Linked DNA regions of Homo sapiens: region 2 is linked to region 1. A link is a loop called in an ENCODE intact Hi-C map of the cell type or tissue named here. Cell type or tissue: PC-3. All regions are shown on one strand.

The links. Peaks named below come from ENCODE experiments on the same cell type or tissue, not always from the same donor. Only the 100,000 strongest peaks of a DNase experiment are listed, where the experiment ranks them.
Region 2: it touches region 1 in a loop (10-fold over the local background); 7 of 110 quality-filtered maps call a loop at or near these places.

Annotation. Positions count from the first base shown.
Region 1 is chr21:31,350,657-31,358,656 of GRCh38, reverse strand. It overlaps a transcript of TIAM1 not described here. Among named protein-coding and RNA genes, the nearest start is that of TIAM1, 10 kb to the right of the region's middle. In PC-3, no CTCF peak of the experiment used is centred here; DNase peaks (open chromatin) are centred at 3,746, 4,346 and 7,046; H3K4me3 peaks cover 1,049 bases; H3K27ac peaks cover 5,261 bases.
Region 2 is chr21:31,600,663-31,608,662 of GRCh38, reverse strand. No RefSeq gene overlaps it. Among named protein-coding and RNA genes, the nearest start is that of TIAM1-AS1, 45 kb to the right of the region's middle. In PC-3, a CTCF peak has its summit at 3,866 (motif pointing right); DNase peaks (open chromatin) are centred at 2,402 and 3,872; H3K27ac peaks cover 622 bases.

The DNA of each region.
Region 1 (8,000 bases):
GAGTGGATGCAACAGAATTTTCCGACTGATTCGATGTGGGATGTGAAAGGAAAGGGAAGGCAAGTATGGCACCAAGTATTTTGGTCTGAATAGTTGGGAGGGTTCAATTGCCCTTAGCTCAGCTGGGAAAGGCACCTGGAAGATACCCAGAGGGTGTACGTGCACAGTGCGGTATTCGATTGTGGAGTCTAGGGGAAAAAGCACTGGCTAGAGACATGCATTGGGAGTTGTTAGCATGTGGAAAGTATTCGCAGTCATGAGACCGGAGGGGATCTCCAAGAGTTGTAGGTTGATTTCTCCAGAAACAGGCAAGAAGACGGCATTTAGATGAACTGCAAAAGAAAGAGGAAGCAAGCAGGACCGCGTGGAGAAGTCAAACAGTGGTGTAGAACAACCTGGCTGGAAGCTCTGGAATTAATACTGCCCATCATCCTTGTCCTGCAGAGGCTGATATGACCAGTCCTTTATCCCTGCCTCATTCAGTCACCAGATATGGCCTACCCTGGGATGCCGCCCTCTGCCCTGAGACAGGTCCTGCAGGAACTGAAGGCTCGAGGCTGCCTTCTGACCACAGCCCCCGTAGCTGGACAGCAAGTCTTTCTTTGGGTTAAGATCGGGACAGTGGATCTACCTATCTCCCTCACTGAGGACCACAGTGTAAAGAAAAGAGAGAAGAGGACCAAGGACTAAGCCCTGTGGTTCTCCAACATTAAGAGGTCAGGGAGAAGAGGAGGAACCAGCAAAGGCAGCCAGCAAGGCAGAAGAATTTATGGTGTCTTGGAAGCAATTGAAGAAAGTACACCAGAGCAGAATGAGTAATCAGTGGTGTCAAATGCTGCTGATAGAATAGGTCAAGTACAATGAAGACAAGAGAGAAACATTGGCTTTATAAACCGGGAGATCATTAGTGCCCTTGAGAACAGCACGTGGTTGGATGGAAGATGCACTGGAGTGGGTTTAAGAGAGAATGGGGAAAATAAGGGAACATGGCAAATACAGATGCCTCTTTTAATATTTCTGCAAAGGAGAGGGAGAAAGCAGCAAATTTTCATAGTTATAATTTGATGATGTGGAGGAGAGAGAGGAAAATTGCTAAAACATTGCCCTTGAGTGAGCAAGGGGTGGAGATTGGACCTCATCACAAGTGGAGGGGTTGGCTTTAGAGAGGAGTATGGATAGTTGTCTACATCAACAGGCAGAAAGGTAGAGTGTATATACCTGCATGCAGATAGATCACCAGAGAATATATATAGTCTTAGAAGTTTGTGGTAGTCCTCTCTGATTGCTTCATTTTTCTCAGAGAAGTAGAACAAAAGGTCATCAGATGGGAAGAAATTGTTGGGAATCTGGAAGGAAAGCAGAAGACATAAACTTCGTGAGTGTGGGTGAGGGAATAGACAGAGAATTTTGGTGTGATTGCCAGTGGCATTTAAGGGGACACTTGACATTAGGGGTCAGGAATTTAAAGTGAGACCAGCCAACATGTTTGCATGCTTTCTTCTGTTTTCTCTAGCCACAGTCAGCTGTCTGGGTACAGGTGTGAACTGGGCAGTCTGATGGATTTAACCAGATGTTTTTGCCAAAAGGATATGACCAAGTAAAAGATGGGCCAGGGAGTTGAGGGAGGGAAATTAATGACAGATGATGGAATCTACACTTCTCTTTTAAAAATTTTAAAAATGTTTATTCATTCATTTATTTTTTAAAGATGGGCTCTTGCTGTGTTGCCCAGCCTGGTCTCGAACCCATGGGCTCAAGCCCCATCCTCCTGTCTCAGTGTCCCAAAGTGCTAAGATTACAGGCCTGAGCCACTGCGCCCAGATGGAATCTACATTTCTTAAGGAGGAGCATGAAATATCGAAGCTATGAAGGGATTCTTGGAGTGTGTCTTATTCCATTGGTGCTGCTATAACAGAATACCACAGACTGGATAATTTATAAACAACAGAAATGTATTTCACAGTCTGGAGGCTGAGAAGTCTAAGATCTAGGCAACAGCAGATTGAGTGTTTAGTGAGGGGCTGCTTCCTCTGGACAGCGCCTTGTGGCTATGTCCTTACACAGTGAAAGAGATGAATGAACTCCGAGACCTCTTTTTAAAAGAGCACTAATCCCAATCCTGGGGGCTCCGATCTCATGATCTAATCCTCTCCCAAAGGCCCCCACCTTAGAATACCATCACTTTGGGGGTTAGGATTTCAACATATGAATTTTGAGGGGACACAAACATTCAGACCCTAACAGAGTATGAGATTGAGTGGTCTGAAAAGATGGGAGGTGTGAGCTGTGGGGGGGATGCATGACAATGATGGCATACGGGCAATTGGTATCTTTACCCTTTATTATTAATAATCTGTGTATTTCAGAGATTTGGCATGCAGTGTCTTGAACATCCTTAGTGAATGTATAAGTTGAAAACTCCAAGTGTTTGTGTATTATTGACATAAATGTCTATTTCTCCTATTGTTCCTTATTTCTTTCTTTGCTGTTAAGGATTCAGAAGGAATTGGTTAAAAGGACTTTTTTTCTATGGTTAAAGAAGAGACCTCAGACCTGGGTGGTTTTGATCATGCTTCTTGTCTTGAATTATCATCTCGGGGTAATGAATGACCGTTATTCAAATCATGCAATATTTGTTGAGAGTCTACCACGTATGAAGCCCTCTTCTAGGCACTTGCAATAGAACTGTGAGCAAAATGGATAAAAGTGCCTGCTCTTGTGGGGCTTATGTTCTAGTGGAGGAGAGAAACAAGAAAAAGAGTAAAATAAGAAAATATTCAGCATGTGTACAAAGGAGAGAAAAATAGCCGGGCGCGCAGTGCTCACGCCTGAATCCCAGCACTTTGGGAAGCCGAGGCGGGCAGATCACTTGAGTCCAGCAGTTTGAGACCAGCCTGGCCAACATGACAAAACCCTGTCTCTACTAAAAATACAAAAATTAGCCCAGTGTGGTGGCACGCGCCTGTAGTCCCAGCTACTCAGGAGGCGGAGGCAAGAGCATTGCTTGAACCTGGGATGTGGAGGTTGCAGTGAGCCGAGATCACATCACTGCACTCCAGCCTGAGCAACAGGGCGAGACTCTTTCTCAATAAATAAATAAATAAATAAATAAATAAATAAATAAATAATAAAGGAGAGAAAAATAAATCAGGGAAGTAAGAAAGGAAATGTGCCAGGGATGAGGGGTGGAGGTGGTGGGGTGGGGCCACTGGCCAGGAGGACACCTTCATTGAGAAGGTGATGTTGAACAAAGACCTCAAGTCTAAGGTTACCTTCATAAGCGGAAGATGAACAAGTTTGCACGGGAGCAAATAGACCAAGGTGGCCACTATCCTTAAGAAAACAAAAACCCATATTCATGCCAAAGGCCAAGAATATTGTTTTTGGTTATTGAAATGGAATGAGTCAGTAGTATCTGTGTGTGTGTTTCTACCAGACGGTTAATGGGCAGTTCATTAGCCGCTACCTTTTTTTTTTTTTTTTGGTGGTGGGGGAACAGTGTCTGGTGGGTGTTTCTGCAGGAGACTGCTGACCTCAGACCCAGCCGACCTGACTAATTTTTGCCAATGGAAAGTTATATGTGTAAGGGATTACAGCTCTTCTTTAATGGGCTGAGTTCATCTGTGGCCAGAAAAAGAACAAAGGCTCCCAGGGTACAGGGCTTTGGGAGGGGTGAGAAGTCTGAATCATAAGCCTGAGCCTAAGCAAGGTGTGTGAAGTTGTTGAGGCTGAGAAAAATAAAAGTCAGAGATGACTTATCTTGGCGTCTGCCAGCCCACAGCAAGGATTGTCAGCTGGGCAGGTTGTCAGCGTTGTGGTCCCATTCTGAGAAATTCCCTTTCTCAGAAACCAGGCATCTGAGAGCATAGGGTTGAACTTTGGTGTTTTAGGTGATGTGGTGAAGTGTTTGTCAACTTGCTGGCTGAGCCTCCTCCACACCGGTAGTAACTCTTGGTGCCTGTGCCAGGAACTGTGTCATCCTTGTGAGTCACCTGTCATGCATGTTTTACCGGGAAGTTGGGTGGTTCAGCTGCGAGCAAGATTCTGTTCAGTATGTATTTCTTTTGATTGTGAACCAACATTAGTACTTCAGGGAGGTATTATAAATAGGTCAGTGTAAAATATCCACCAGCCGTTAATTATCTCAGTCCAGAGTTTGAACTTGCCTCTTCGTGTGGTGGGGGTGTGGAGGGGGGGTCCTTGGTTCTGTGAAAGGGCCCCAGGAATACATTTAGGAATCTCCCACACATGCATTATGCATATTATTTGCCTCTTGTGCAATTGAGCTGGCTCACGTTAGATACCTTGTTCACTCACCTTTCTCAGACGGAGTGACAATTAACTTCCAGGAGCTTCATGACAAACCCTAAAATATGTTGCTTGCCTGCCACATTTGTCCTTAAGAGGGCATGAGGTTCTCCATGAGTAAGTGTAGGCTTTGGGAATCACACTCAGCCCTCTGACTTTGTGAACCCAGAAACTGAGATTCATGATACAAAGGGTAATATTAGTAATAATAAGGCCGGGCATGGTGGCTCACACCTATAATCCAGCACTTTGGGAGGCCGAGGTGGGCAGATTGTGTGAGGTCGGGTGTTCGAGACCAGCCTGGCCAACATGGTGAAATCCCATCTCTACTAAAAATACACAAATTAGCTGGGCTTGTTGGCGGGCACCTGTAATTCCAGCTACTTGGGAGTCTGAGACACAGAATCGCTTGAACCCAGGAGGCAGAGGTTGCAGTGAGCTGAAATCACTCCACTGCACTCCAGCCTGGGCAACAGAGTGAGACTCTGTCTCAAAAAAAAAAAAAAAAAAAAAGATAAATAAATAAATAAATAAAAACAAATAAATCAAATGTAAGGATGTCAAGGTTGTTAATGACAAGATTGTAGCCCAAATGCAGTAGTGAGGTTGGAGAGAGCTGGGGTCCCAGCCTCACAGAGACTAGGTTAGAATTTTAGACCTGCCTCTTACTTGTTGAGTGGCTTTGGGCAGTTCATTTAACCTCTCCGTGCCTCAGTTTTCTTTATCTGTTAAATGGGTCTAGTAATAAGTAGTACCTTGCTGAGCTGTCATGAGGACCAGGTAGAAAATTGAATGAGCAGCCCCTAGCCTAGTGGCTTTCACAGAGAAAGTGCTCAGGAAATGTCAGCAACTCATTGTCATCAAAGTTGTCTTCACATAGTTTTATGAGGGAAATGCTCTTATTCCCATTTTACAGATGAGGGACTGAGGCTTTATGAAGATTAAGGGATAGGCCTGTGACTGGAAGAGGAATTCCTGGCTGACCCGCAATTCTCACTTAGACTGCCTGGCACCCCTGCTTACGTCTTAACTGCTGAAATTACTGCGAGTTGAGGGTACACCTGAATGTGGTCAGTTAACATGTGTAACATTTAATATTTACAATTAAGAATTTGGGTTTGATTCATTTCCCCCACTGTTAGGGTTTTGGACTCATATCTGACCCTTTTTGGTTTCTTGATATGCGTTGAAATTTGGGGTTGGGATGGGTTGGTGGAAGCAGCTGTTCCCTACTGCTGTGCCTCCAGCATACTGTGCAAGGGTGTGCCTTGTTTTATCTTCATAATTGTGAAAGATTTACCTTGATAGGTGAGGCAATGTCATTTTATCTCTTACAATCAGAGAAAATCACTTATCTGGGCGTGTGAAGATCATGGTGATATGACAGGAAGAGTTGGCTTATTGGAAGGCTTGGTTAATGTGTGTAAAGTTTTGATTACTTTTGTTTTTAGCAGCAACTTTTTTTTTTTTTTTTGAGACAGAGTCTTAATCTTTTGCCCAGGCTACAGTGCAGTGGCATGATTACAGCTCACTGCAACCTTCGCCTCCCAGGTTCAAGCTATTCTTGTGCCTCAGCCACCCAAATAGCTGAGATTACAGGTGTGCGTTACCATCCCTGGCTAATATTTATTTATTTATTTATTTATCTATTTATTTTTAAGTAGAGATGAGGTTTCATTGTGTTGGCCAGGCTGGTCTTGAACTCCTGACCTCAAGTGATCCGCCCACCTCGGCTTCCCAAAGTGCTGGGATTTTAGGCATGAGCCACTGTACCAGGCCAGCAGCTTTTTTTTTTTTTTTTTTAAAGCTACATATATGTGAGCCAAAACGTTGAAAATGATATTTTTGGAATCTTTTTTAAAAGTTGTGGTAAGATATATATAACATAAAAGTTGGCATTTTAACTATTTTTAAGTACACACTTCATTGGCATTAATTACATTCACAATGTTGTACAACCATCACCACTATCTATGTCCAAAACTTGGGTGTAAGTGGAATTATGCAATATTTGTCCTTTTGTGTCTGACTTCTTTCACTTAGCATAATATTTTGAAGGTTCATCCATGTAGCAGCACAGATCAGAACTTCAATATTTAAATGGCTGAGTAATATTCCATTGCAGAGATATACCACATTTTGTTTATTCATTCATCTGATGGGCACATAGATTGTTTTCACCTCTTGGCTATTGTGAGTAATGCTGCAATGAATATTCACAGACAAGTGAAAATGACGGTATTTTGTGGCGTTAGCAAAGATGCACTTTTTTTTTTTTTTTGAGACAGACTCTTGCTCTGTTGCCTAGGTTGGAGTACAGTGGTGTGATCCTGGCTTACTGCAACCTCTGCCTCCTGGGTTCAAGCGATTCTCCTGCCTCAGCCTCCTAAGTAGCTGGGAGTACAGGCACACACCACCACACCCGGCTAATTTTTGTGTTTTTAGTAGAGATGGGGTTTCGCCGTGTTGGCCAGGCTGGCCTTGAACTCCTGACCTCAGGTGATCTGCCCTCCTCGGCCTCCCAAAGTGCTAGGATTATAGGCATGAGCCACCACGCCCTGCCAGAGATGAACTTTAATTTCTTGGTATTCCAGGGGTAGAGCTTTCCTAACTGAGGAAGTCTGTATCTTTGACCAGGTTGCTATCTTAACCCCTTGGGCACATGTGGATCTTTCCCCTGCATTCTTGCTGAGCCTGCCTCTGTAATTTGTTTGGGAGGACGCTGGCTGCTGGTGAGTCAGACTGCCTCCAGCCATCCGGGTTTGACTGCGTCCTCCCTCCCAGGTCTCTGGGCCCCTTGCTTGCTTGTCTGGAGCTTAGCCAAGAATTTCTCATGTACCCACTTTTTATGGTTTGCTTATTAATTCTAGATGGGCTCAATTTATATTGTTTTTTATTTGTATGTGCCTTTTGTACTAGGTTGGAGCCCCCAAATTATATGTGCATACACTGCATTGAATGTTCATTTTATGGACATATTTTTTAAAGGAGGTAATAATTGAGTGGAACATACAGCAAGTTTATTTCTGTTGACCTGGGTACTGGGCTGAAGCTGTCATGGTTTTATTATGTGAGCTTGAACAAGTCACTTACTCCTTCTGACTTCAGATGAATGAGTGATTTATAAGACCTCCTTTCTTCTCTTACATATAGAGGTCTATGACCCTAAATGTGTCACCCCTATGTTAGACCCTTTAATATTTTGAGATACAGGTTTGTCGTATTCTCTGATTGAAAGTAACTTGTACATGTTTGGTTTTCATTTACATTAGGGAAGATGGCAGCAAGTATTCCTAGAGTGAAATCAAATGCCTATGTTAGTGGAAGGGAACACAAGACAAGTGGATTCTCATCAACACGTTTCCCTAGCCATTATTCATTACAAGTCACCTAATTTTAATTGATTTTGTGCCTGTGGTTAGTACAAAACTCTGTAAGGTGTCATGTGTTACAAGCAGGTCTATAGGTGGGGTCCTTTTCACTTCACCATCCTACCCCTGTGCTAGATGTCTCATCGTGTATTGGGCCATTCTTGCATTGCTATAAAGAAATACCTGACACTGGGTAATTTATAAAGAAAAGAGGTTTAATTGGCTCATGGTTCTGCAGGCTGTACAGGAAGCATGATGCTGGCATCTGCTTGGCTTCTGGGGAGACCTCAGAAAACTTACAGTTATGGCAGAAAGAGAAGC
Region 2 (8,000 bases), 250 kb before region 1:
GCTTGGTTTTATACATTTTAGAGAGACATGAGACATCAATCAAATACATTTAAGAAATTCATTGAATTCATTGGTCTGGCCCAGAAAAGAGGGACAACTCAAAGCAGGGGATGAAGTGGGGGGGCGCCTCCAGGTGAATTTAAGCATTTTCTGGTTGACAATTGGTTGAGTTTGTCTAAAGACCTGGGATTGCTAGAAAGGGAATTTTCAGTCCAGGCGCGGTGGCTTGTGCCTGTGATCCTAGCACTTTGGGAGGCAGAATTGGGCAGATCACCTGAGGCCAGGAGTTCGAGACCAGCCTGGCCAACATGGCAAAACCCCGTCTCTACTAAAAAAGCAAAAATTTGCTGGGCGTGGTCGCGGTCGCCTGTAATCCCAGCTACTCGGGAGGCTGACACAGGAGAATCTCTTGAATCTGGGAGGTGGAGTTTGCAGTGAGCTGAGATCGCACCATTGCACTCCAGCCTGGGTGACAAGAGCGAGAATCCGTCTCAAAAAAATGAAAAATAAATAAATAAATAAATAAATAAAGGGAATGTTCAGGTTAAGATAAAAGATTGTGGGCCTGGCAAGGTGGCTAATGCCTGTAATCCCAGCACTCCTTAGTTTTTTTTCTTTATTTTCTTGTCTTTCTTTCCTTCTTTCTTTTCTTTCTTTTCCTTTCTTTTCCCTTCCTCCCTCCCTCCCTCTCTCTCTCTTTCTTCTTTCTTTCTTTCTGTCTTTCTTTCTTTCTTTCTCTCTGTCCATCTCTCTCTTTCTTTCTTTATTTATTTCTTTTTTTTTTTCTTCAGGGTCTCACTTTGTCACCCAGGCTGGAGTGCAGTGGCATGATCTCGGCTCACTGCAGACTCGACTTCCTTGGCTCAAATGATCCTCTCACCTCAGCCTCCCAAGTAGTTGGGACTATAGTCACATGACATCACGCCTAATTTTTTGTAGAGACAGGGTTTCACCATGTTGGCCAGGATGGTCTCGAACTCCTGATCTCAAGCCATCCGCCCGCTTCGGTCTCCCAAAATCCTGGGATTACAGGTGTGAGGCACTGCACCCAGCCTATCCTCATTTTTTATACATAAAGAGGTATGCCCTGTGAGAAGCTACTCAGCATTATAAAAAAAGAACCATAGATACCTGCAACAACTTGGATGGATCTCAAGAGCATTATGAAGGTTGAAAAAAGCCAATCTCAAAAAGTTGCAGGTGGTGGGGTGGCTCATGGCTATAATCCCAGCACTTTGGCAGGCCAAGGCAGGAGACTACTTGAGCCTATGAGTTCAAGACAAGCCTGGGCAACAAAGTAAGACCCCATCTTTACAAAAAATAAAATAATTAGCCAGGCGTGGTGGCGTGTGCCTGTAGTTCCAGCTACTTGGGAGGCTGAAGGAGGAGGATTGCTTGAGGCCAGGAGTTGGAGGCTGCAGTGAGCCAAGATTGCTCCAATGCCCTCCAGCCTGGGCAACAGAGTGAGACCCTGTCTCAAAAAAAAGTTGCATATATGTATAATTCTATTTTTATAATGTCCTTGAAATGACAACATTATAGAGATGGATTACAAATCAGTAGTTGCCAGGGGTGAGGGATGGTGGGGGCATGGGGTGGGTGTGGCAATAAAGGGGCACCACGAGGGAGATCTTTTAGATGAAATCATTCCATATCTTCTTTTTTTTTTTGAGATGGAGTCTTGCTCTGTCACCTAGGCTGGAGTGCAGTGGCGTGATCTCAGGTCACTGCAACCTCCACTTCCTGGGTTCAAGCTATTCTCCTGCCTCAGCCTCCTGAGTAGCTGGATTACAGGCGCACACCACCATGCCCACCTAATATTCATATTTTTAGTACAGACGGGGTTTCACCATGGGCTGATTTCGAACTCCTGACCTCGGGCGATCTGCCTGCCTTGGGCTCCCAAAGTGCTGGGATTACAGCCATGAGCCACCATGCCTTATGTGAATCTACACATGTAAGCAAATGACACAGAACTACACACATATGTCATACCAATGTCAATTTCCTGGTTTTGCTATTCTCCTTTGATAAGATTAGTCATTGCAGAAAACTAGGTGAAGGGTACATCAGTCCTGTCTATCTTTGCAATTTCCAGTGAATCTATAATTATTTAATAATAATTTTAAAAAGATGTATGCTCTGAGAAACCAGCCTGTCGTAAATCAAGAGATGGTCTGGAAAGAGGCTTATTACAGTGACGTTAATCAATCCTTTGAATTCCTTCAGTATTATATGTCAGAAATCATTTAGTGAAATAACTTTCAATACTTTAAATAGTAGGAAACTCAATTAGGTCTTCCTTCAATTTGGGGTAAAACAATGCTTGGGAAATAAAATGACTCATCAGGGCTTGTTACCCTATTATTAGTCATTCACATTTTCATCCCCTGCACAGGTATTTCCATTTGTGCCTTTGTTTAGTCCCCAGGGGTTACCTGGGAAGAAAGTGAACTTTAGTAAAACTGAGAGCAAGTGACTGGCATGCGTTCCTCCAGTAAAGGGGAGGAAGGATCATGAAGTCTAAAAACCAGCTCGAGGCAGGACGCGGTGGCTCACACCTGTAATCCCAGCACTCTGGGAGGCCGAGGTGGGCAGATCGCTTGAGGTCAGGAGTTCAAGACCAGTCTGGCCAACATGGTGAAACCCCGTCTCTACTAAAAATACAAAAATTAGCCAGGCGCAATGGCGGGTGCCTGTAATCCCAGCTACTTGGGAGGCTGAGGCAGGAGAATTGCTCGAACCTGGGAGGCAGAGGTTTCAGTGAGCCGAGATCACACCACTGCACTCTAGCCTGGGCGATAGAGCAAGACTCTGTCTCAAAAAAAGAAAAAAAAATTAGCAGGGCATCATGGCGCACGCCTGTAATCTTAGCTACTCAAGAGGCTGAGGCAGGAGAATCTCTTGAACCCAGGAAGGGGGGGTTGTGGTGAGCCAAGATCTTGCCACTGCACTCCAGCCTGGGCGACAGAGTGCAACTCTGTCTCAAAAAAAAAGAGAAGAGGCTTAAGTGGCCCACAGTTCTGCAGGCCGTACAGGAAGCATGGCAGCTTCTGCTTCTGGGGAGGCCTCAGGAAACTTTTACTCATAGTGGATGCAAAGGGGGAGCAGGCTCGTCTTACATGGCAGAAGCAAGACAGAAAGCGAAGGAGGATGCGCCACACACTTTTAAACGACCAGGTCTCGCAAGGACACACTCACCGTCAGGAGAACAGCACCAAGGGGATGGAGCTAAGCCACTGATGAGAAATCCACCCCCAAGATCCCATCGCCTCCCACCAGGCCCACCTTCAACACTGGGGATTACCATTCGACAGGAGATTTGGGTGAGATCACAGTTCCAAACCGTATCAGGGAGAAAGTGGAGGTTGGGAATCTGCACACTGCTTCTCTTAAAACCACCCATGTGCTTTCGAAGCCTTTGGAAAGTCTTCGAGATACTCTCCACCGCCCCCAAGTCTACCCAGACCCTGTTCGAAGGCTCTGTTAGTCACTCTACAGCAGAGAAAAAAAGGCTAAGGGTGGTTAAGTAATTCACCCAAGACCACCCGGCAAGTGGCTGCGCTGGAATTAGAACTTGGGATGAACTACAAAATCCATTTTCTTTCGACCAGGCTGTCCTACGAAAACAAGGCTTGTGTGTTTTCCCTAGTATCATCTAAGTGCAAAATTACCCGTTTGTGGACATCGGAAATTGCTTTGTGTGTTAAAATTGCTAACAATGTTATTACTACCTGCTGAGCACAAAAGGGCCTGGAAAGATTGGTTGTACAAAAATACAAGGAAATCATTCATCATTCATTTTCTCCTCCTCACAACCACTAAGAGATCAAGCCTCAGTTGCCACAGAACTGTGTCTTAGTGACCAGCAGGTGGCGCCACCACCTCACTGTTGTTTTGACATTGGGAGAATTTCATTTTGTAGGTAACTCTAGTGTAAATGGAAACGAAGTTTACACCCCTGGCCTTCTTTCCCACCCTGGCCTTGTTCCTCTTGTTTCGGTTCAAAGACGGGTAGCCTCCTGTCTGGCTCTAATTGATTTAGTTTCCTTGAATTTCATTTCTTTGACACTGAAAAGGATTTAGCTGGTAGTTTTGCCCATGAGGTGGAGGCATGATTATAAGAATTCATTTACTGAGGGCTTACCTTGCACCCAGCACTTTGCTTGAATCATCTCATTTAATTGTTGCAATAAGAAAAGGAGGTGAGTTCTGGTTTTGTTTTATTTTGTTTTGAGACACAGTTTCCCTCTGTCTCCCAGGCTGGAGTGCAGTGGCACAATCACAGCTCACTGCAACCTCCACCTCCTGGGGTCAAGCAATTCTCCTGCTTTAGCCTCCCTAGTAGCTGGAATTACAAGCGCATACCACCATGCCCAGCTAATTTTTGTATTTTTGGTAGAGATGGAGTTTCACCATGTTGGCCAGGCTGGTCTCGAACTCCTGACCTCAGGTGATCCCCCTGCCTCAGCCTCCCAAAGTGCTGGGATTACAGGCGTGAGCCACCACACCCAGCCAAGTTCTCTTTTGATGTTAATAGCACAAGCCTGGGGGCACTGGATTCTATTTAATTGTTTCACTCTTTTATTGCTGGTCACTAGCCAATAATTCCATGACAATTGAGGCTTGATTTCTTGTGGGGTTGGGGAGTATGATGATGAGAAAAAAATGAATGATGAATGTTTTCCTTGTATTTTTGTACAACCAATCTTTCCCAGTCCTGGTATGCTCCACAAGTAGTATTAACATCATTAGCAATTGTAACACACAAGGCAATTTCTGATGTCCACAAATGGGCAAAAAGACAACCCAAATTCCAACAGGTTTTTGAATGTTAGAAAAATATTACATCAATTTTAAACAATAAATGTTAGGGTAATATTACATGAGTTTTTCTCATTAGGAGTGTATTATATACAAACCTTTATTTGATAATGTATATTCTGGGTGACTATAATAAAATGTGATAAAAATAAAATGACTTATAAATCATATATATGATATCTTCAGTTATAACTATTATATGCACATTAATATTGTACGTGTGTGTGTGTGTGTGTGTGTGTGTGTCACTAGGGTAAAAGGCCGGGGGGTATCAATCCTAACCCACTCACCTGATACCAACCAGCTCCAAGTTTTAAGACGATATATACATGACTCCTTCCTACATGAAATATTATTACCAAGTATCACTATATGGCAAGATTTTCAAATCCAGGGCAATCGCTCACTTAGAATCGTGCGACTGATCCTATATCACCCACCTAAACCCCTTAGCATGCAAATGAAGGCATTGTGACCCAAAGAAGGAGTGATTTACTTGAGACACATAGTGTTGCAATTGCAAGACCCCAACCCCCTGACCCTACAACAAAGCTCCTTCCACATGAACTGTTCTGCCCTTGTGTTTGAAAAAACAATAAATCCAAATACAGGGGTTCTCATTTATCTCTTGTTAGATGTCTTCTTTTAGATTTGAGTTTCCTGACTATTCAGATTTTTAAAAAAATATTAAATGTGTCATCTAACTAACTGGCCATTTATCAAATTTTGTGCTACTTACAAATCTGATAGTGTCTTCTATGTCCTCTTCTGTGACTTTAATAAAAATGTCGAATGGTCAACTTTGAGGACAGAGCTTATTGATCATTTACCAATTTCATTTAGGATCCTACTGATTCATTAAACCCAGGACTGGCTGGCTACATAATTTATAGGGCCCAGTGCAAAATGAAAATGCAGGCAAAGTGGAGACAGTGGAGGTTTAAGTCAAGCATATGCCCTTCTGAATGTGGGGCCCTGTGTGACTGCACTGGTCACACCCCTATGAAACCAGCTCTGATTAAATCCCTTGGTTTCAATCATTCAACCTGCTACAAATTGATTTATCTAACATATGTCCATTGGAATAGCTTCTAGCCGTGAGCAGCAGGAAACACAAAAAACAATGGCTTAAGCATGTAACAAGCAATCCAGGAGCAGGTAACCAAGGACTGCTGCAGCTGCTGATGGAACCCTTCTCTTTTCCTTTCCCTCTCTCTCTATCTCTCTCCATTTTTTTTTTTTTTTTTAAACAGAGTCTCACTCTTGTTGTCCAGGTTGGAGTGTTGGAGTGCAGTGGCACAATCTCGGCTCACTGCAACCTCCACCTCCTGGGTTCAAGCGATTCTCTGGCCTCAGCCTCCTGAGTAGCTGGGATTACAGGTACGCGCCACCACACCCAGGGAATTTTTGTATTTTGAGTAGAGACGGGGTTTCACCATGTTGGCCAGGCTGGTCTTGAACTCCTGACCTTGTGGTCCACCCTCCTTGGCCTCCCAAAGTGCTGGGAATACAGGCCTGAGCCACTGCGCCCCGCCCTGCCTCCTTTCCCTCTCTTTAGCATCCAGTTTTCTTCTGCTGCTGCTGCTGCTGCTTTTTTTTTTTTTTTTTTTTTTGGACTCCGGAGTCTCATTCTGTCCCCTAGGCTGGAGTGTAGTGGCGCAATTTCGATCTCGGCTCACTGCAACCTCCACCTCCCGGGTTCAAGTGATTCTCCTGCCTCAGCCTCCCACATAGCTGGAATCACAGGTGCACGCCACCATACCCAGCTAATTTTTGTATTCTTAGTAGAGACGGGGTTTTGCTATGTTGGCCAGGCTGGTCTTAAATTCCTGACCTCAGGAGATCTGCCCGCCTTGGCCTCCCCAAGTGGGGGATTACAGGCGTGAGCCACCACGCCCAGCCTGTCATTTTCTTCTCCTGACACTGAATAGCTGCAGTACCTTAAACCATCATATCCATATTCCAGGTGTGAAAAATGAGGCATGGCAAAGGACAGAGAGCAAAAACCTTCTCCTCTTAAGCATTTGCCTTTATATTCAGGAAAAGAAAGCTTCCCAGGGCTTTCAACTGATATCTCATTGCCTACATCTCAAAGCTGCATCACATGGTCACACCTAGCTTCAAAGGAGGCTTGGAATTAGTGTTTCACTGTCCACTCTCTTCAGCTGAGAAAGACAAGGGAGAAAGGAGTTGACATATACGTGGGAAGTATTTCTTTTCTTTTGCTTTCTTTTCTTTTGAGACTGGATCTTCCTCTGTCACCCAGGCTGGAGTGCAGTGGTGCAATCACAGCTCACTGCAGCCTCTGCCTCCCTGGCTCAAGGGATCCTCCCACCTTAGCCTTTTGAGTGGCTGGGACTACAGGCACATGCCACCATGCTTGGCTAATTTTTTTTTTTTTTTTTTTAAAGATGAAGTCTCAGCCAGGTGCGGTGGCTCACACCTATAATCCCAGCACTTTAGGAGGTCGAGATGGGTGGATAACTTAAGGTCAGGAGTTCGAGACCAGCCTGGTTAACATGGCAAAACACCATCTCTACTAAAAATAGAAAAATTAGCAGGGCGTGGTGGCATGTGCCTGTAATCCCAGCTATTGAGGAGGCTGAGGCAAAATAATCACTTGAACCCGTGAGGCAGAGGTTGCAGTGAGCCAAGATCACGCCACTGCACTCCAGCCTGGGCAATAGAGGAAGACTCTGTCTAAAAAAAAATTTAAAAAAATTAAAAAAAAAAGAAAAAAGACAAGGTCTCACTATGTTACCCAGGTTGGACTTGAACTCCTGGGCTCTAGTGATCCACCCACCTCAGCTTCCCAAAGTACTGGGATTACAGGCATGAGCCACCACACCCGGCCTCTTCTCTTTTTATAAGGACCCATCCTATTCCAGAATGACCTTATCTTAACATACATTTTATTTACATGTGCAATGGACCTATTTCCAAAAAAGGCCAAATGCACAGGTACCAGTCCCAAAATCTGTGTTGGTTTGCTAGGGCCACTGTGACACCATAAACTGAGTGGCTTAAGCAATAGCAATGTATTCTCGCACAGTCCTGGATGCCAGAAGTCCAACATCAAGATCCCAAGCTGGCTCCTCCAGAGGCTGTGAGGGAAGGATCTGTTCCAGGCCCCTCTCCTCGGCTTGTGTCAGATGGCTGCCTTCTCCCTGTGTCTC